Linked DNA regions of Homo sapiens: region 2 is linked to region 1. Evidence: chromatin loops called from intact Hi-C (ENCODE). Cell type or tissue: ascending aorta. All regions are shown on one strand. Each heading gives the region's core, and the rest is flanking DNA. Links, peaks and the distances in the headings are about the cores only.

The links. A loop is a pair of places that touch in the nucleus more often than their neighbours do. Peaks named below come from ENCODE experiments on the same cell type or tissue, not always from the same donor. Only the 100,000 strongest peaks of a DNase experiment are listed, where the experiment ranks them.
Region 2: a loop joins it to region 1, with 3.0 times the contacts of the local background. A loop is called at or near these places in 6 of 110 quality-filtered maps.

Annotation. Positions count from the first base shown.
Region 1 is chr12:93,298,176-93,308,778 of GRCh38, reverse strand. The region is part of intron 2 of LOC643339 (a long non-coding RNA gene); the gene reads left to right. Among named protein-coding and RNA genes, the nearest start is that of NUDT4, 74 kb to the left of the region's middle. RefSeq lists enhancers at 5,574-5,623, 5,644-5,703. In ascending aorta, for the core only: no CTCF peak of the experiment used is centred there; a DNase peak (open chromatin) is centred at 5,958; H3K27ac peaks cover 3,747 bases.
Region 2 is chr12:93,232,240-93,242,842 of GRCh38, reverse strand. All of the region lies in intron 2 of LOC643339 (a long non-coding RNA gene), which reads left to right. Among named protein-coding and RNA genes, the nearest start is that of LINC02412, 63 kb to the right of the region's middle. In ascending aorta, for the core only: no CTCF peak of the experiment used is centred there; DNase peaks (open chromatin) are centred at 5,042, 5,322 and 8,122; H3K4me3 peaks cover 291 bases; H3K27ac peaks cover 4,702 bases.

The DNA.
Region 1 (10,603 bases), core at 1,470-9,469:
AGTTTGTGTTTCACATTTTGCAGTTCTGTTGTTTGTTGCACACACATTTAGGAAGCTACGTCTTCTGGATGGACTAACCCTTTTATCATTATGGAATGTTTTGCCCCATCTCTGGTAATTTTCTTTACTCAGTAGTCTACTCTATTTGATATTAATATAGCAACTCCTGCTTTCTTTTGATTAATGTTTAGATGAGATATATTTTTTCTATTTGTTTACTTTGAATCTACCTATCTAATTATAATTGGAATTTCTTGTAGACACATGTATAGTTGGGTCATGTTTTTTCGTCTACTCTGCAAATCTCTGTCTTTTCATTGGTGTGTTAGGTCGTTTACACTGGATATAATTATTGATGTGATAGGACTTGTGCCTGACATTTTATTTTTTGTATTTTGTATCTTTTGTTTTCTCTCAGTTTTATGTTTCTGTTTTTTTTCTAACTTCCTATGGGTTATTAAAACTTAGTGCATTTAGGCCGAGCGTGGTGGCTCACACCTGTAATCCCAGCACTTTGGGAGGCCAAGGCCGGCGGATCACGAGGTCAGGAGATTGAGACCATCCTGGCTAACACAGTAAAACCCCGTCTGTACTAAAAATACAAAAAAAAATTAGCCGGGCATGGTGGCAGGTGCCTGTAGTCCCAGCTACTCGGGAGGCTGAGGCAGGAGAATGGCGTGAACCAGGGAGGCGGAGCTTGCAGTGAGCTGAGATCGCACCACTAGACTCCAGCCTGGGCGACGGTGTGACTCTGTCTCAAAAAAAAAAAAAACAAAAAACAAAAACAACTTAGTGCGTTTAAGTGTATCTTTGCATAGTATTTTTAGTGGTTATATATACATAACTTATCACTGTCTACTGGAATTGACATTTTAGCAGTTTAAGTGAAGCATAGAAACCTTACTTCTCCTTATGTCTTTTTACTCTCCATATTTATAATTCTTTTTTTTTTTTTTTTGAGACAGGGTCTCACTCTGTCACCCAGGGTGGAGGGCAGTGGTGCAATCATGGCTTACTGCAGCCTCAACCTCCCAAGGCTCAGGTGATCCTCCTGCCTCAGCCCCTGAGTAGCTGGGATTACAGGCATGATTCCTGGTGCCTGGCTAATTTTTGTATTTTTAGTAAAGATGGGGTTTTGCCATGTTGCCCAGGCTGGTCTTAAATTCCTGGGCTCAAGCGATCCATCCACCCTGGTATCCCAAAGTGCTGGTATTACACTGCGCCCAGCCCATAAATCTTAAATAGCCCATCTATATGCATTTAGAACCACATCACTGTTATGTTTGCTTTAGCTATTTAAAAGAATCTGGGAAACTTAAGTGGAGAAGAAGAATCCATTATATTTACTCATAATTTTACTGTTTCTTCCTGATGTTCCAAGATTACTGCTTTTATCATTTTTTTGTTGTTGTTTTTCTGTTTAGGAAACTTCCTTTAGCACTTTTTTTTTTTCTCTTTTTTTGTGACGGAGTCTCACTCTGTCACCCAGGCTGGAGTGCAATGGCATGGTCTCAGGTCACTGCAACCTCTGCCTCCCGGGTTCAAGCAGTTCTCCCACCTCAGCCTCCCGAGTAGCTGGGACTACAGGCGTGTGCCACCACACCCGGCTAATTTTTTTGTATTTTTAGTAGAAACGGGGTTTCACTATGTTGGCCAGGCTGGTCTCGAACTCCTGACCTCATGATCTGCCCGCCTTGGCCTCCCAAAGTACTGGGATTAAAAGCGTGAGCCACTGTGCCCAGCCTAGCCTATCTTTTAGTTTATGTCTGATGATGACAAATTATCTTAGTTTTCTTACATGTGAGAATGTCTAAGTTTTCCCTTCATTCCTGAAGATATTTTCTCTGGATATAGAATTCTGGATTGATAGTTCTTTCCTTCCAGCACTTGAAAAACACTGTGCCACTTCCTTCTGGCTTCCATGATTTCTGATGAGAAATCTGTTGTCATTAGAATTGTTTTCTCCTGTGAGTAAGGTGTTATTTCTCTTTCACTGCTTTCATTACTTTTTTTTTTCTTTTTGGTCATGAAGCATGGAAGAGACTTAATTTAATAATTTTTTCTCTGTCTTTAGTTTTCCCAAGTTTGACTATGATGTGTCTTGGCATGGATTTCATTTGGTTTTTCTTGTTGAGGTGCATTGAGCTTCTTAAATCTCTAGGTTTACATCTTTTGCCAAACTTGAGATATTTAGCCATTATTTCTTCAAATACTTTTTTCAGCTCCATCTTCTTTCTTCTCTTCTTCTGGGACTCCAGTGATATTAATGTTAGACTGTTTAAAATAATCTATAGATCCTTATTGCTCTGTTAATTTATGGGGGGTGGGGTATCTATTTTCTTTCTGTTGTTCAGACTGGGTAATTTCTAGTTATCTATCTTCAAGTTCACTGTTTACTTCTATTGTCTCCTCCATTCTGCTGTTGAGCTCGTCCGCTGAGTTTTTAATTTCTATCGTTGTAGTTTTCAGTTCCAAATTTCCATTTGGTGCTTCTTTAAATCTTCTATTTCTTTGCTGAGACTTTCTATTTTTTTCATTTGTTTAAATATGTTTATTATGGCTAATTGAAGCATATTTATAATAGCTGTTTACAAATATTTGTTAGATAATTCTAGTATCTCTGTCATGTCAGTGTTGGCACCTATTGGTTATATTTTTAGATAAGTTAAGATTTTTCTTGTTCTTACTATGATGAATGTTTTTTTATCAAAACCTGGACATTTGGGTATTGTGTTATGGGACTCTGGATCTTATTTAAGCCTTCTGTTTTAGCTGGCTTCTTCTAATACCACTCTGGCTGGTGGTGAGGGAGCCACCTCTTTATTAATGCCAGGTGTGGTAGAAATCCAGGTTCCCCACTCAGCATCCATTAACATCCTCAGGACAGAAAGGGCTCCTCATTAGTGCCGGGTGTAGGTGGGAATTCTGGCTCCCCATGTTGCCTCCACTGATACCACAAGCATTGGAGTAGCCTTGTTACTTTTGAGCACTGGAAAAAGTCTTATTATCTCCACTAGAGCTACTCTGACACCATCCCAGTGGAGAAGGGGAAGGGTGCCCCATTAACAGAAGTGGAAGTCCAGACTCCCTCCTTTACCTTTGCTGGCATGGGTGGAGGTGGAGTCAGAGTTTTTCTATGATGTTTAGCTGGAGTAGAGTGGTTATTATCGAAAAGTTTTCTGTCTTGCTGTTTGGCTAACCTTCTCTTTTCCTGGTCCTTTGGCTAGAGACATCAGGCTTGTTTTGGACTTTCTTTGTCTGTATCCATTGGCATTCTGTGCATCTACCTTCTCCAGCTCCAGCACAGTTTGGGATATAAGAGGCAATAAAGAAACCCAGGGAATTCACTGCTATGTCATTCTTTGGGTCCTGAGATTCCTAGTAGTCTGCATTCTTCTTTCCACCTTTATATATAAGGTCCATGATTTTCAGTTGTACTTTGCAGAAGGAATAGGGAAATGTACTTCTCCATTTTTCTCAAAGCAGATGTCCCTAATGTATATTCAGCCCATTTATTTGGAAGTCTCTTTAATTCTGCCCCTCCGCTGCAAAAACTGTGGACATTAATGAAACTTTAGTCTTCAAAACTGAATCTAATTATTATTATTGAGACAGGGTCTCCCTCTGTCACTCAGGCTGGAGTGCAGTGGCATGACCCCCAGGCTGAAGCTGTTTTCCCACCTCAGCCCCCTGAATAGCTGGGACCACAGGCATACATCACCACACCCAGCTAATGTTTTATTTTTAGTAGAGATGGGGTCTTACTATGTTGCCCAGGCTGGTCTCGAACTCCTGGGTTCAAACAATCCTCCTGTCTCAGCCTCCCCAAATGCTGGAATCACAAGCATGAGCCTCCACACCTGGCCAAAATTGAATCTAAACGAAGGATTGCTAAGTTTGGATTATTTGAGATATTGAGAATCACTATTTATTAGGAGTAAAACTCATGCCCTAGATTTTTCAGGGAAGTCTGGGTTTTAAGTAATTTCATTATTTTAATCCCCCCCCCCCCAAAAGCATTTCATCAACTAAAAAAAGTGATTTTTTAAATACTAAAAAACTGACAAATATGAGAAAAACCTGTATCTGACCTCAAGTCCCTTTTTTTTCATTTTGGAAAATGAGGTTACAATTTATCTAGTCATGAGATACAAGAGGCAACCCATAGGGAACTAATATTTATTTTGAGGCATTCTTTTGCTAAACATCTGGATGATTGCTAGAGAATAATAACAATGATAATAAAAGTGAATATTTGCAGAATATTTTACTATAAGTCAGGCACAGTTTATGCTCACTGTCTCATGTAAAATTCACTGTATGCCTATTCAGAAAATTGTAATATTTTCTTTTCTTTCTTTCTTTTTTTTTTGAGATGGAGTCTCTCTCTTGTTACCAAGGCTGGAGTGCAATGGCGTGATCTTGGCTCACAGCAACCTCCACCTCCCAGGTTCAAGCAATTCTCCTGCCTCAGCCTCCCGAGTAGCTAGGATTGCAGGCATGCGCCATCTGGACCAGCTAATTTTGTATTTTTAATAGAGATGGGGTTTCTCCATGTTGGTCAGGCTGGTCTCGAACTCCTAACCTCAGGCGATCCGCCTGCCTTGGTCTCCCAAAGTGTTGGGATTAAAGGAGTGAGCCACCACGCCCGGCCAATATTTTCTTCAGTTTGCAGATGAGTAAACAGAAGTTTAAAGAGGCTAAGTAGACCAGGCACGGTGGCTGACACCTGTACTCCCAGCACTTTGGGAGGCCTAGGTGGGTGGATCACCTGAGGCCAGGAGTTCGAGACCAGCCTGGGCAACATGGTGAAACCCCGTCTCTACTAAAAATACAAAAATTAGCCAGGCATGGTGGCAGATGCTTGTAATCCCAACTATTCAGGTGGCTGAGGCATGAGAATCGCTTGAACCCGGGAGGCAGAGGTTGCAGTGAGCCAAGATTGTGCCACTGCACTCTAGCCAGGGCGACAGAGTGAGACTCTGTCTCAAAAATAAAATAAAATAAAATAATAAAGAGGTTAAGAAGATGGCTTAAAGTCACACAGCCAGCAAGTCGGGGGAGCTTAGTCTCTGTGACACTATCACCCATGCTGTAGACCATCACCATCTGATAGAAATAATGTGAGCCCCATATATTATTTAAAGTGTTCTAATAGCCACATTAAAAAGTAAAAAGAACCATGTGAGATTAATTTTAATAATATATTTCCTTTAACCCAATATAGCCAAAATATTATCATTTCAACATGTAATCAATATAAAAACTATTAATGAGACAGTTACTTTTTTTGTGCTAAGTCTTTGAAATCTGGTGTGGATGTAACACATAGCACATCTCGGTTTGGAGACTAAATTTTCATTGGAAATACTTGGTCTGTATTTAGATTTCATAAAATTTCATAAAATTAGATTTTATAAAATTTAGGTTTCACAAAATTTACAGTTGAAAAAGTAGATTTACATATCAAAGTTATTCCAAACATATGCAGAAATTCTCCAATAACTAAATTATGTAGAAGTTCTTCAATAACTAAATCTGGTCCAAGTTTTCAAATTAAAGTTTAAATTAATTACAATCTCCTTTCTCTGTCACTGTAGCTATATTTTGAGTGCTCAGTAGTCATGGCTGAGTGCTCTAGAACATTCTGTTACCCTGCCTGAATTATTTCTGTTAAGGGCTGAATCTCAAGGGGAACAAAACTTATGCCATAGCCAGAAAGAGGGAGAAAATTCGTGGAAGTGGAAGAAGGGTCAGCCAAGGGTCAAGAGAAAAGACCTTCTTTTTGGCTGCTATTAGGGTTACAGTAAGTTCTAGAGTTTTGGTAACTAGGGAAGGAAGCTAAAAGTGTTTTCTTTCATTTCTGAGAATACGTCATGTGTATATCTTACTAAACCTGGCTTTTCAAAGAAGGCTATGTCTTGATCTAGGAAAGATTAAAGCCAAATGAAAATAGCACTGAGCTCCTGGCAGAATAGCTCACCAGCTGAGCATGTCCATGAGGTCACAAGCTCTGTCTGTGTAATGGTTAGTCACTCAGTAAGGGGTCCAAGTCAAAGCTAAACCCTCTACCACAAACCCTGGAATGGAAAGGATCTCATATTTATTCTTGTCGTAGTTGTTTGTGGGGATCCCTGGGTTATGGAATATGTCTCAAAATGGCAGAAATTACACCTCGGTGCCAAGCAGTAGTTCCTGATCTTTTAAAATTCAAATCTATTTTACAGTAATAAATAATGTTATGATCCCCTCTAAGGAACTAAAGTCATTATGTTATTTCTGCAAAGTAGTTAGGAAATAAAGAAATTATTTTAGGTTTTTAAAAATCAACTTAATGCCAGGTGCAGTGGCTCATGCCTATAACTGTAGCACTTTGGGAGGCCAAGGTGAGAGATTGCTTGAGGTCAGGAGTTCAAGACCAGCCTGGGCAACATAGCGAGACCTCATCTCTACAAAAGAAAAAAAAAAAAATTAGGGCCTGGTGCAGTGGCTCACGCCTGTAATCCCAACACTTTGGGAGGCCGAGGTGGGCAGATCAACTGAGGTCAGGAGTTTGAGACTAGCCTGGCCAACATAGTGAAACCTCATCTCTGCTAAAAATACAAAAAAATTAGCCAAGTATGGTGGTAGGCGCCTGTAGTCCAAGCTACTCAAGAGGCTGAGGCAGGAGAATCACTTGAATCTGGGAGGCAGAGGTTGCAGTGAGCTGAGATCTCGCCACTGTACTCCAGCCTGGGGCAACAGAGCAAGACTCCGTCTCAAAAAAAAAAAATTTTTCAAAATTAGCCTGACATGATGATGGGCACCTATAGTCCCAGCTACTCAGGTGCCTGAGGCAGGAGGATTGCTTAAGCCCAGGAAGTTGAGGCTGTAGTGAGCTATGATCATGCTGCTTCACTGGGCAAGAGTGAAACTTTGTCTCAAAAAAAAAGAAAAAATCAACTTAAGAGAATTATGTTTTTAAAGATTATATTGAAGTATGTCTTAATATGTTCTGTAATAATACTTATAATGCATATAAACACCAGCTTTAACTTTTCCTTAAACAAATGACGTATGCTACTTAATTTACTCTAAATAGATTATATAAAAAAGCATGATTTAGGGTCGGGCGCAGTGGCTCATGCCTGTAATCCCAGCACTTTGGGAGGCCAAGGCTGGCGGATTACTTGAGCTCAGGAGTTTGAGATCAGCCTGGGCAACATGGCGAGACCCCGTCTCTACTAAAAATACAAAAAAATAGCTGATGTGGTGGCATGCATCTGTGATCCCAGCTATTTGGCAGGCTGAGGTGGGAGGATCGTTTGAGCCCAGGAGGCAGAGGTTGCAGTGAGCCAAGCTCCTGCCACTGCACTCCAGCCTGGGTGCAGAGCAAGACTCTGTCTCAATAAATAAATAAATAAATAAATATATAAATAAATAAAGCAGGACTTGACAAGTGCATATTACAAATCACATTACATCTTGTTTGCTTTGGAGACTAGATGTATATTAAAATGTAGACTTAGATTTAACTATTAATATGTTTTACAGCACCAAAAATAATGGCATTCACAATCTGATGGTTGGAATTCTTGCATTTCGTGTGCTTAAAAAATGTAAATCATCACTTTGATTTGATTATTTTTTGTTTTTTACTTCTCCAAGAAGAGGTAGAGTGATGGCTTTGTGCCCTCACTATATGGCAAATACCCATTTACACAGAGGTTAAGAAAGTGGGATTTGGAGTTGATTGTCCGAGTTTGAATCTGACTCTGCCACTGACCAGCTGTGTGACCTTGAGAAGTTACTTAAACTCTCTGTACCTTGTTTTCCTTGTCTAAAAAAGGGACTCTAATAATAGTACCTATCTCATGGGGCTGTTGCAGGATTACACAAGTTCACATCTGTAGGGGACTTAAAACAGCTTTTGGCGTATGGGAAAGGCTCAGTAAATGTTAGCTCTGGTTTATTTCCACATGGATATTCCACTTAACATTCCAAACCGAAGTTATCAGTTACTTGCACTTTATGCACTTTCTATGTAAACTAGTGTTACTATCAAGAACTTTATTACCCTAAAAGCCCATGATTCAATTTTTCTTCCACTTATCTCCCTCATCTAATCACCCAGCAAGTGCTGTCTGTTTCAGGTCTGGTTTCTCCAAGCCATTTGCTCTTCTCCCTCTCTTTGATCATTGCTTCTTCACCGGTCTTTCTTTCTTTTCTTTTCTTTTTTTTTTTTTTTTTGAGATGGAGTCTCACTCTGTCACTCAGGCTGGAGTGCAGTGGCACTATCTCAGCTCACTGCAACCTCTGCCTCCTGGGTTCAAGCGATCCTCCTGCCTCAGCCTCCTGAATAGCTGGGACTACAGGCGTGTGCCACCACGCCTGGCTAATTTTTTGTTGTATTTTTAGTAGAGATGGGATTTCGCTATGTTGGCCAAGCTGGTCTGGAACTCCTGGCCTCAAGTGATCCTCCTGCGTCCACCTCCCAAAGTGCTAGGATTACAGGCTTGAGCCACCACGACCGGCCTTAATGGGTCTTTCTGTGTAATTCCTTGTTCTCCTAAATTAACTCCTTATGTAGCACAGCCCCTAGCTACAACCTAAGTCTGAATAAAGTCCTCTGTCCTCAGTGGTTCTCCATTGCCTCCAAGAGACATTCATGTTTCTTTTCTTTTCTTTTTTTGAGACAGAGTTCCGCTCTTGTTGCCCAGGCTGGAGTGCAATGGTGCGATCTCCGCTCACTACAACCTCTGCCTCCCGGGTTCAAGCGACTCTTCAGCCTCAGCCTCCTGAGTAGCTGGGATTACAGGCACCCGCCACCACGCCTGGCTAATTTTTGTATTTTTAGTAGAGAGGGCTTTCACCATGTTGTCCAGGCTGCTCTCAAACTCCTGACCTCATGTGATCCACCTGCCTTGGCCTCCCAAAGTGCTGGGATTACAGGTATGAGCCACCATGCCTGGCCGAGACATTCATGTTTCTTAGCATAGAATGAATATAAGATCCTCTGTGATCTGTATCTTCCTCCCCCTCATTCGTTCATTCAACAACTATTTACTGAGCCCTCAATAAGTATTAGCCACTCCTGCCCAGCGATTCTACTGAGCACCATGCTGCTTATAGTTTCTTGATCTCACACATGCTTTTTCTTGTCAGTCTGTGATGGCTCACAAGTTATTCTCTGCTTGGAATGCCTATTTCCTAAAGCCACTTAGTGTCTGAGCCAGGACTGGAATTCATATTTCCTGACTCTTCACCCAGTGCTCTCTGTCTATGTGAACTGTCACCACCGTTTAGGATCAAGCACCTGTTCTGCATCAACATGAGGTCTGTAGGTACGTAGTAGCCTTTCAGTAAGTGCTCCCTGAAACAATGATGCTATCTATGATAACAACCATATGTTTAGGGAAGTTTTACTAGTTCATATGGAAGTTATCATGCAGCATGTTCACAGTTCTCTTCCCCTTAGTGAGTTTCAGCTTTTTTAAGCTTAGAAAGGCCTAGGAGCTTATATGATCTTTTTAAAGAAAAAAAATAAATAAGACTAGTCAAGTGCAGTTGTAAGAAGGGGAGAAAGAGGAGAACAAGCAGTTCCAACTGTAACTGACTGTTAGCAATTGAGAAAACTCCTACGATCTTTATTATGAAATGTAGGTGGGGAGGTGCTGATTCTCATATTGTTCCAATGCACAGGTCTGGACAAAGGGGCCCTAAGGTACCTAGATGTGTCCTCTATTTTTTTGACCCAAATTTGACTGAGACTAGAGAAGCATAAGAATAAGCTTCTGGTGGTCTGCTCCCTGTCTTCTCTCTCCTGGGCTTGCCATGGGCCCACTAGCTTAGCCAGCCACTCATGCATTTATTGATTCAATCTGCAAACATTCAGTGTTCATTTTGAACTAGGCCTTCTCCCAAATAATCTCTTGTGAACCCGCAAGCCCCCCGATTTTTGTTTCCTTTATTAATTTTTTTTAATTTTTAATTGTTGTGGGTACATAGTAGGTGTATATACTTATGGGTTACATGAAATATTTTGATACAAGTGTGCAATGTGTAATAATCACATCAGGGGTATCCGTCACCTCAAGTATTTATCGTTTGTGTTACAAACAATCCAATTATGCTCTTTTAGTTATTTAAAAATGTACAATTAAATTATATTTGACTATAGTCCTCCTGTTGTGCTAGCAAATGCTAGATCTTTTTCATTCTTTGTATTTTTTTGTAACCATCCTTGCTACCCCCTTACCCCCACCTACCCGTCCCAGCCTCTGGTAACCATCCTTCTACTCTCTGTCTCCACGAGTTCAATTATTTTAATTTTCAGCTCCCACAACTAAGTGAGAACATGTGAAGTTTGTCTTTCTGTGCTGGCTGTTTGTTTATTTCAAGACAGGTCTCGCTATGTTGACCAGGCTGGTTTTGAATGCTTGGGCTCAAGTGATCCTCCTGCATTAGCCAGCCCCTGGCTTATAATCCTTTTCTTCAACCCCCACAAAGTTCCACCCATAGTGTGTAGGTTTGATGTTCTTTCTCCTGGGTCTAGACTTTGTCTAACACTGAAGCCTGGCCACTCATTCCTATTTTCCTGCTCTTTCTTTGTGCAAACTGATTT
Region 2 (10,603 bases), core at 1,794-9,793, 66 kb after region 1:
TCATTTTCCCCTGCCCACAGATCAAGGCAGCCCTAAAATTACCACGGAGCTGATTGCTGAGGGCTAAGACAGCTGTGGTCATTTATCTTCCTTTCTGACCATGTTCTCTGGAAATGGCCTGTGAATAAACGGCAGGATGGAAGGTTAGATAAAACTGTCCATCATCCCTGTTGTATCCAGTGAGAATCTAGGGAGTTACTGTAGGACAAAGCATCTATATACATTTTGCGTAGGCTATATATTAATAACTCCCTCTTGGATATTTTTGATACCCAGTAGTATACCCTAAAGGCCCTGAGAAGTCCCACAGTGAAGAAATGATGCTTTTTATTCTTAACTCATCAGTCTTCAAATTGTTTGACCATGGAAACGTTTTTTCATTTAGACAAATAATTCCTCTTAACATACGGTAGCAAATGCTGGACCAGGCAGAAATTTAAATGTCCAGATGTGGAATTGTTTAAACAGTGAGGGCCTCTGACCTCTAGGGGGAAATAGATTAAGTTTCCAGATGCTTTAGTTTTAGCTTAGATTAAGCCATATATCAGTTTCCAAATGTTTTAGCTTATTGCTCGATCCATACTAAGTACTTGTCAAATGCTGGCTCTCCAAATATCACCAACACAACCTGCTGATAAGTCAAAGCTATCTGTATTGTTTATTGTGGTAGGGAAGATCACCTCCTAGGCAGAGCTTTGGTAATATCTCTGAGGGGAAAAAAGCAAGGTTGTATTTTATTATTTAAAAAATTATTTTATGCCTTCCGATCAGTGGTGAATTAAAAAATATGTTTTATTGGGAGTTTGGTTTAAGGTGATCTTTCGGTAAGGGAGCTTGATGAAGATTGAATAAGGATAATAACACAACAGTGTAGAATTGGAAACAGCAAGGAAAGGATTTTGAGTTGAGGGATTTGAAGATCCTTAGGGTGTTAACCGTCTGCTGGTACTTCCTGTTGAAGAGTGAAGGATCTTTTTGGGAAGTTTCTGTAATGAATAATCAAATTATTTGCTTAGGCTAGAATCTCCTGGAATAGTAAAGTTATGCTAATGAAGACAGTGGAGTAGTAAACTTACGTTAATGTAGGAAAGAAAGTGTATGTATGTGTGTGAGTGAGTGTGTGAGTGTGTGTGTGTGTTGAGAGGGAGAGAGTTAGAGAGACAGGTCAAGTCCTTAGTTCCCAAGCTGTGTATATGGGATAGATGGTTTTCATTCTCATCCTTAATTCCTGAACTTATTATATGGATGTTGCATGCTTATGTATTTTATTTTAGTTGTTTCTGCCAGGCTAGACTGAAGTGGGATATAACCTGAGGATGTTACATGTGTGTTGACTGTAGTCTACGTCACTGTTGAGTTTCCACTGTGTGTCAATGCCAAGACCACCACCACTTCCCTTGAATGTGTATTGTGTCAATGCTTGCAGATAAACTCACATTATCCAGAGCTGTGAAACTTCTCTTAAGAATGCTGTCATCTGGGGACATATCAGCAAGAATGATGTCCATTCCTTTGTTGGATTGTAGTATATTTTGGGGCAAGGAACTTCAACTTGGAAATGATGAAGTGGGCCATTGTTTGTTTGCTGAGGATAGAGCCTCCTAGAAGTAGTGAATCCCTTGGTAATGACCATGATGAGGAATGCATTGATGTGGACTGCTTTCCATTTACTGAGGAAGTTCATATGGCTTTAATGTCTTCCTTATTTTACAAAAACAAAATAAAGAATGTCACTGATCACTCAAGTTTTATATGACATTTTTGAAGAAAATGATGAATTTGGTCTTCACAGGATCAAAGTATAGAATGAATTACAGGTTCAATAATAAAATTGAACTGATATCTTTGATAACAATAAATTTATATTCCATGAATTAAATGAGTTAAAAAAATAAAATCTTTAATCCCAATCTCTGATGTCATATGACCAACTCAGGAAATATTTTCTGTGAAATTATTTTACCTTTTCCTTTGGAGAACTACTTTTATCTCCAGGTTATTTAATCCTATTTGGAAAAAAGAAAAATTCTGGGCTAATGGCACAATTACTTTGAAAACAGAGGAATGTTGCTACCTTACGTACTATCAAACCTCTTCTGTTACAAGTTGATATGATTCTATTGCAAAAATAAAAAAGATGTGTCTAAGATCTTGGATAGTACAATTTTAATATTGACTTTAATAATCAAATACTAGTTGAGTGAAACCAGGCCTAATTGTTTAGATGGCAGGAACTACCTGAATTCATGAGAAATCTGAAATGCAAACTATATTTTAAGGACAAAGGATGTACAGTAAGTGAAGATAGTTCAGCTCAATAATATACATTTATTGAAGTCCACACCAATTGCAGCATTATGCTAGATCCTGGGAATTCAAAAATCAGTATGAGCTAGTCCCTGTCCTTGATCTCATTATCTAGAATGGGAGAATGAAGGGAAAAGATGTAAGTCAGAATATAGTAGGTGCTATGATATGGCACAGAATGCTGGGGGTCAGTTGAAGGCTTCTAGAAGAGATGATGTATTAGTTATGTATCACTGCATAACAGTGACCCCAAACTTAGTGGATTTGAACAATACACATTTGTTATCTCATATTGTTTTTAAGGGCTCGAAAGTCTGGAGGTGGCTTAGCTAGGTTGATATGATTTGTCTGTGTCCCCATCCAAATCTCATCTTGAACTGTAGCTCCCATAATCCCCACATGTTGTAGGAAGGACCTGGTGGGAGGTAATTAAATCATGGAGGCAGGTTTTCCCATGCTGTTCTTATGATAGAGAATAAGTCTCACTAGATCTGATGGTTTTATAAATGGCAATTCCCCTACACACGCTCTCTTGCCTGCCACCATGTAAGATGTGCCTTTGCTCCTCCTTTGCCTTCCACCATGATTGTGAGGCCTTCCCAGCCATGTGGAACTGTGAGTTCGTTAAACTTTTTTTGCCTTATAAATTACCCAGTCTCAGGTATTTCTTCATAGCAGTATGAAAATGGACTAATACATGAGTAGTTCTAGCTCAGGGTCTCTCCTGGGTTGTGCCCATCTGAAGGCTTGACTGGGGAAGGATCCACTTTCAAGATGGCCCGTTCACATGGCTGTTGGTAGGTGGCCTCAGTTCTTCACTATAGGGGCCTTTCCATAGAGCTACTCACAACATGGCAGCTAACTTATCCCACCTGAGTTAGGGATCTTATTGTGAAAGTGAGAAAGGCAAAAGTCACAATTTCTTATAACTTAGTCTCAGAAGTGGCATTCCATTGATTGTACAGATCAACCCTGATACCATATGGGAGAGGACCATACAAGGGTGTGAATACCAGGAGGCAGGGATTGTTGGCGGCCATCTTGGAGGCTGGCTACCAGAGATACTTCCTAAACCTAGTAGAAATTCCTAGGAAATATGACTTGACAAATTATTATATTATTATTTTAAATGTTTTAATTAACTGATAATCTTAGCTGATAATTTTAACTAAAATATGAAGGTCCATGTATAAAAGGAGAATAATAATTGTAGCCAATATTTATTGAACTCTTTCTATAAAGCAGGTACTGTCAAACCACTTTAATCATCTAATTGAGAGGGAGGACAGGATAGTGTTTAAACATCTGGATTCTAGAGCCACATAGACTTTTAAAAAAATATTGACAGGTTGAGGCAGATTACTTAAGCACTCTGTGCCTTGATGTTCTTATCTGTAGACAAAAGGAATAGTATTTCCTTCATAGGATTTGAAACCGCCTTTACAAAATTTTGACTGAGACAGTGAAAGAGATCTAACTTAACTGACTCCATCTTGCTTCTAACCTCCAAACTGTCCTTGTTCATTCCTGGGCGTAGGCTGAACTAACTTTGGGAGAAACTTAGTTTATAATTTATAGTTTAAAACAAAGATGACAACAGCCCTTCCCCAAAGCATACCTCCTTCTTGCCTGGAGACTAGGTTGTCTCTGCAGGACTAACATTAGCGACAAGATTAGAAATTATGGTTTAGGAGTTATGCAGCTGGAGGATACAATATTCTGATTCTTCCTAAACTGCTCTTAAGATCAGTGCTTGAGATATTTTGTAGGCCCTGCACTTGATGGATCAGCTGTCACCAGCCAGATTGATAAACTGGCTCATCTGATCTTGTGGCCCCCACCCAGGAACTGACTCAGTGCAAGAAGCTGGCTTCTTCTTTTTTTTTTTGACACAGAATCTCGCCCTGTCACCTACGCTGGAGTACAGTGGTGCAATCTCAACTCACTGCAATCTCTGCCTCCTGGGTTCAAGTGATTCTCCTGTCTCAGCCTCCCCAGTAGCTGGGATTACAGGTGCGCACCACCATGCCTGGCTAATTTTTATATTTTTAGTAGAGATGGGGTTTTGCCATGTTGGCCAGGCTGGTCTCGAACTCCTAACCTCAAATGATCCACCTGTCTCAGCCTCCCAAAGTGCTGGGATTATAGGCGTGAGTCACCGTGCCCAGCCAAGAAGCCAGTTTCTGCTCTCTATGATTTCATCCCTGACCAATCAGCACTCCTGGCTCACTGCCTTACCCCCCACCCACCAAGTTGCCCTTAAAAGCTCTGCTCCCTGAATGCTCAGGGAGACTGATTTGGGTAATAATAAAACTCCAGTCTACACAGCTGGCTCTACATGGATTACTCTTTCTCTATTGCAATCCCCCTGTCTTGAGAAATTAACTCTGTCCAGGCAGTGGGTAAGCTGAACCCCTTGGGCAATTACAGATTGTCTTGAGGGTAAAGTAAGCCCAGCCTTTGGCCTGTCTCCTAACTGGAATACTTAGGTGCAGAAATCCAGCTTGTCTGTCCATCCTTTCTTTCTCTCCTTCCTTCCCTCCTTCCTTCCTTTGTTTCCATTTTCTTTTTTTTAAAACTATTGGAAGACTGTAAGACATGGGCATCACATTGGACTGGCCCAGTAGGAAGCAAGGAAATCTAGTTTAGAGTTGGATGTACTACACAAAGCAGGCTGGTCTACCCCCATGAGGCCAGTGAGCTGGGCTGGGTTTCAAGTTGTCAGTCGACTGCCTTGCTCAATCCTCTTGAAAGAACAACAACAGCAACAAAAATGTGGGTCACCCTGTGGACTATTGGGCAAGTATCTGAATGCTCCCTAGGGCAGCTGCTCAGTGGCTTGGAACAACCCATGCTTTTTCAATGGGACACTGAAAGCTGGCCAATAGGCCACCCTAAGGTGTCCCTCTGATTTCATGCCCTCATGACCGAGGACTTCTCTCTTGTTGGCTCTGGCTCCCCTGAAGTCCCACTTACCATTCTCATCTGGCTGAATCTGGCTGAACTTGTGGTGGGGGCTCCTGTCCTCTTTATTTCTTTAGCATTGGTCAAAATGTCCCTGTGGGACACCCTTCCCTGCCCCGTGCCCAGTTATTTCTATCTTTAGAAGGTAGAAACTGTGGATACAAGTGCTGGCTCATTCTCAGCTAGGTCATCTGTCCAGAGCCTTCCTGGGTTATGCAGGCATGCTGTAGCTTTCATTTATCAATGCTTGGGATTGTGAAAACAGCTTTTCACAAACGAAACAACCAAAAACTCCAGACAAGTTTACCTAAATTTGTAAAGGTTTCTAAAGCTGTTTTTTTTTCTTGTGCACAGTTATTTAAAAATGAACAGCAATGATTTATAATGCCAGTGAGGGCAACTGTGTTTAGAATGTTGCACCCACTTCTGACAGCCCCTACTACCCCCTCCTTTCTTTAGAAATGACACTCAGGCCTTTAAAAATGTACATGGTGTGATATAGTAACAAAAATATATTTGGTCACTGCCTCCATTTCCTGGCAGACAGCTCTTAAAACCCCTGGAATTGGCTGGGTGTGGTGGCTCATGCCTGTAATCCCAGCACTTTGGGAGACCGTGGTGGGCAGATCACTTGAGGAGTTTGAGACCAGCCTGGCCAACATGGTGAAACCCTGTCTCTACTAAAAATACAAAAATTAGTTGGGCATGGTGGTGCACACCTGTAATCCCAGCTACTTGGGAGGCTGAGGCAGGAGAATCGATTGAACCCAGGAGATGGAGGTTGCAGTGAGCCGAGATTATGCCACTGCACTCCAGCCTGGGCAACATAGTGAGACTCTGTCTCAAAAACTAACTAACTAACTAACTAAATATCCTGGAATTTCCTTAGTGATAAGTGTCTTTTTGTATGTTAATGAGATGACTGAAGGCTGGGGGCTTCTGGATGGCCTCTGGACAAGCAGGGTGGGGTGGAGGTAGGGTGGCTGGTTGCCAGGGGAAACAATCATGTGATTAGAGGGTTGGGACTTTCAGCCCCACCACTCAACTCTTACCTCCAGGTAAGGGGAGAGGGGCTGAAGGCTGAGGGGGTTGATCACTGATGGCAAGTGATGTAATCGATCATGCCTATGCAGTAATGAAGCTTCCTTAAAAACTCAGAAGGATGGGCTCAGAGAGTTTGTGGGTTGCTGACCTTGCGGAGGTGCCTGGTGGGTGGCATACCTGGAGAGGGCAAGGAAGCTCTGCACCCTGTGTCCAGTATCTTCCCATATGCAAGGGCAACATATCTGTTCCATCTGGCTGTTTCTGAGTTGTACTGAGACAAGAAATTTCCCTTGACCCTTGTGATGGGGTGCTTCCCTTACTCAGCCTGCAGCTCTTAACCCCTTGAGGGAGGGGGAGCATGCAGGTGAGCGGGTGCAGGAGCTGGAGTAAGCGTTTTTGGGCGCCAGCAGGAGCAAAACTCTGTGAGGCCCTGTGACAGCATCTGGGCGGAGAGGGGGTGTGGTCCCTGTGACCCATGAAGCCCCAGAGGGCGTGTGTTACAGTGGTCTTTTAGCATTGCTGTCCACAGATGCCTTAAGTGTTAAACAGTTCAGTGGGCCCTCTACCTATTCATGAGGGCAGAGGATCAGCATAACAGCCTTTAGTGTCTGCACTTGTGGCACCCAAGCTCTTGTTTGGTGTCCAGGAAAACTCAGGTTGCATGAACGAATTGAAGGGTGGTGAATGTGGAGGATTTTATTGCCAATGAAAGTGGTTCTCAGTGGGAAGGGAAGCTGGAAGGGGGATGGAGCAGGAAGGTGATCTTCCCCTGGAGTACAGCCATACCCAGCTGGACTCCTCTCTGAAGCAACACCGTCAAGCTGTCCCTCTAAAGTCAAGCTGCTTCTCTCTGATGTGCAACCGCAGTCTCTGACGTCCATCTGCTTCTTCTCTTCTCCCCTTCTCTGCCCTCCACCAGTTGGGTTAGGGGTTTTTATGGGTACAGGATGGGGGGTGGAGAGGGCCGTGTGTGGTTTTGGAAAAGGCAACATTTGAGCGGGAAAGCAGGAATGCACGTTTTCACTTTAGGTTATGGTTCCATGCTTGAAGGTGGGGCTTCACCAGGGACCCTGCCCTTTTCTGCCTAGAATTTCTCTGCCTCCTGTCCCTATCAGTACCCTTTGTAATAAACTGGTAGTCTAGTAAGCAAAATGTTTTTCTGAGTTCTGTGAGCCATTCTAGGAAACGATGGAACCTGAGATGGGTTCTGGGAAGCTCTGATTTACAGCCAATCAGTCAGAGGCACCAGTGACAACTTGGGCTCATGATTGGTGTCTGAAGTGTGGGGGAGAGGTGGGGAGAAGTCTTGTGGTACTGAGCCCTGAACCTGTGGGATCTGACGCTACTTCCAGGTACATAGTGTCTGAATTGAATTAAATTGTAGGACACCCAGTTGTCCTACAATTGTCTGGCGTGGGAATTGGAGAATTGTCTGGCATGGGAACAGGCCACACATCTGGTCACAGAAGTGTTCTGTGCTGAGTGTGAGCATAGAAAACACTGTTTGTTCTTTTATTTAGTGTCAGATTTGAAGTATTGAGAGTATCTTGGAGGACAAATCTATTTTCCCTAACAATGGGAAATACCAACTACTTGCCAGGGATTGATCTGTAAGTAAGAACTGCCTTAGTAAAGTAAACCCTCATTAGCAGATGGTTATCTCATGGCTTCCTATATTTACCTTTCCATGATGAATGGGAAGACCTGCCATTGCCAAGATAAAGAGTTTTCCTAAAGTTTGGGCAGCCTCCACCTTTCCCAAGCCAGCTGTCACCCCTGGCCCCATTCCTGCCTGGTTGGCAGCAGTCTCTGAAGTCAAGCTCTCTACATCTGGGTTGGGGCCGAGGTGCCAGGAACAGGCAAGAGGAAGCTCTTTTTCCACATCTGCCAACCCCCATCCTTCTCTTTGTTGAGAGCTTTTCTCAAACCTTGTCCCCTTAGAGAAACCTGCCTAAAACCATGGAGTGGCCAGCCCCCTTTCGTGTGTCCACAGGCAAACTTCCATCTAGGTTAGCCACTCTAGATTTTTTAATTTTTATTTATTTATTTATTTTACTTTATTTTATGTTTATTTATTTATTTTTTTGAGACAGAGTCTCACTCCATTGCCCAGGCTGGAGAGCCAGTGGTGCAATCTTGGCTCACTGCAACCTCTGCCTCCCTGGTTTAAGCAATTCTCCTGTATCAGCCTCCTGAGTAGCTGGGATTACAGGCATGTTCCATCATGCCTGGCTAATTTTTGTATTTTTAGTAAGATGGGGTTTCACCATGTTGACCAGGCTGATCTTGATCTTCTGACCTCAGGTGATCTGCCCACCTCAGCCTCCCAAAATGTTGGGATTACAGACGTGAGCCACCGCACCCAGCCAGATTTTTGTCATAAATAAATGCAAGCATATTTCTCCACAAAAGGAATATAAATGACACAAAGGTATATGTGACTATCCATTTTCTTGCATCACTAACCAACCAGATTGAGAGAAAGACATGGTTCTGAGGCTTTAGCCTGCGGAGTGTTCAAGATTGTGGGCTTTGAAATGGGCCTTCCTGGTTCCAATTCAGACACATAGTAGAGGGGCCTTTCAGCCTCCCTATGCCTCATTTTCTTTACTGGCAAAATGCAAATAATGCTAGTATTTACCTTTTGGAGTTGTTGTGAAGATGATGGGACCTTATAAAGCATCTAGAAAGTGCCTGGCTCATATAAACTCTCAATATTCCACCCACTACCCATAATTTTTTTTTTTTTTTTTTTTTTGAGACAGAGTCTTGCTCTGTTGCCCCAGGCTGGAGTGCAGTGGCGCAATCTTGGCTCACTGCACCCTCTGCCTCCCGGGTTGAAGCAATTCTCCTGCCTCAGCCTCCTGAGTAGCTGGGATTACAGGTGCGCGCTACCCAACTAATTTTTTTTGTGTGTATTTTTAGTAGAGATGGGATTTCACCACATTGATCAGGCTGGTCTCAAACTCCTGACCTTGTGATCCACCCACCTTGGCCTCCCAAAGTGCTGGGATTACAGGCGTGAGCCACCACGCCTGGCCTACTACCCATAATCTTAATTTAAAAAAATCAGTCTGCACTCAAGGTTTCTTCCTGAAGCCTTGTGGGAAGGTCTGACTACAGATACACATGTGTCTCTGTTGCTGTAGCTCAGCGTTCATGAGTGTCCTGTTATATCATTTGTGAACCTGCAAAAGTCTTAAAAGAATAGTAAAAAAGGACAAATGGGCAATTCTAATTCTGTACTCTGCTCTGAGCAGAAACTTTTGGTTTATTACAGGCATGAAAGAACTAGAGCTTTAAGTTCACACTGGCCTTATGCATAGAATCCAGAAAAAAAGAAAAATTAGCATAATAGGCATTTTGACTATTTGCTCAACTTTTATAGTCAGTTGGAACAAGCCACCCAGTTTCCAAATTATTCCTTGTACAGGATTTGTAATAGAACAAATCACTCAGTTGCCATGTTTTGTTTTTTCCTTCTGTAGATTGAGAATTACTCTGACCATTTCAATGGGGTTAAAGGTTAATTTCCCGATAATTTAAATTTACTAACTTCACCATTGAAAGAGCTCCATAATCCAATGGGCAAAATAATCTCAACTAAAAGCTGAGATTGAGAAGTTTCTGGCTTCGTGTCCTACTATAACTTCTTAGGTGATATTGGAGGAAAGTAAATGCCACTCCAGTTTTAATTTTTGATGAGGGAAGTATTGCTTTGCCAGGCATTCAGCTGATAGAAATCATATGGTGTTTGATTATCAAGAATCCTGGAGGTACACGTTATCTTTTTGCTTGAGGGGGAACCAGTGCCAGAAGGAAGGAGGATGGTATAAGGGTGAAGAAGGGAGGTTGAGGGGAAAAGAAAGGAAAAATGGAAAAAAGGAAAACCTTTTAATGTTTTCTCCTCTTGGGAATGAACAGCAAAAATTGATTTGGGCTGGGTGCAGTGGCTCAGGCCTGTAATCTCAGTACTTTGGGAGGCTGAGGCTGGTGGATTACTTGAGCCAAGGAGTTTGAGACCACCCTGGGCAACATGGTGAAACCCTGTCTCTACAAAAAATACAAAAATTAGCTGGGTGTGGTGGCATATGCCTGTAGTCCCAGCTACTTGGGAGGCTGAAGTGGGAGGATTCCTTGAGCCCAGGAGGCTGAGGCTGCAGTAAGCCATGTTTGTGCCACTGCACTCCAGCCTGGGCGACAGAGTGAGAACCCATTAAAAAAAAAAAAAAAAAGTTGATTCGGAAGCGATATTGGAGAGGCAGTAAATCTCTCTGTCAAGGTGTGT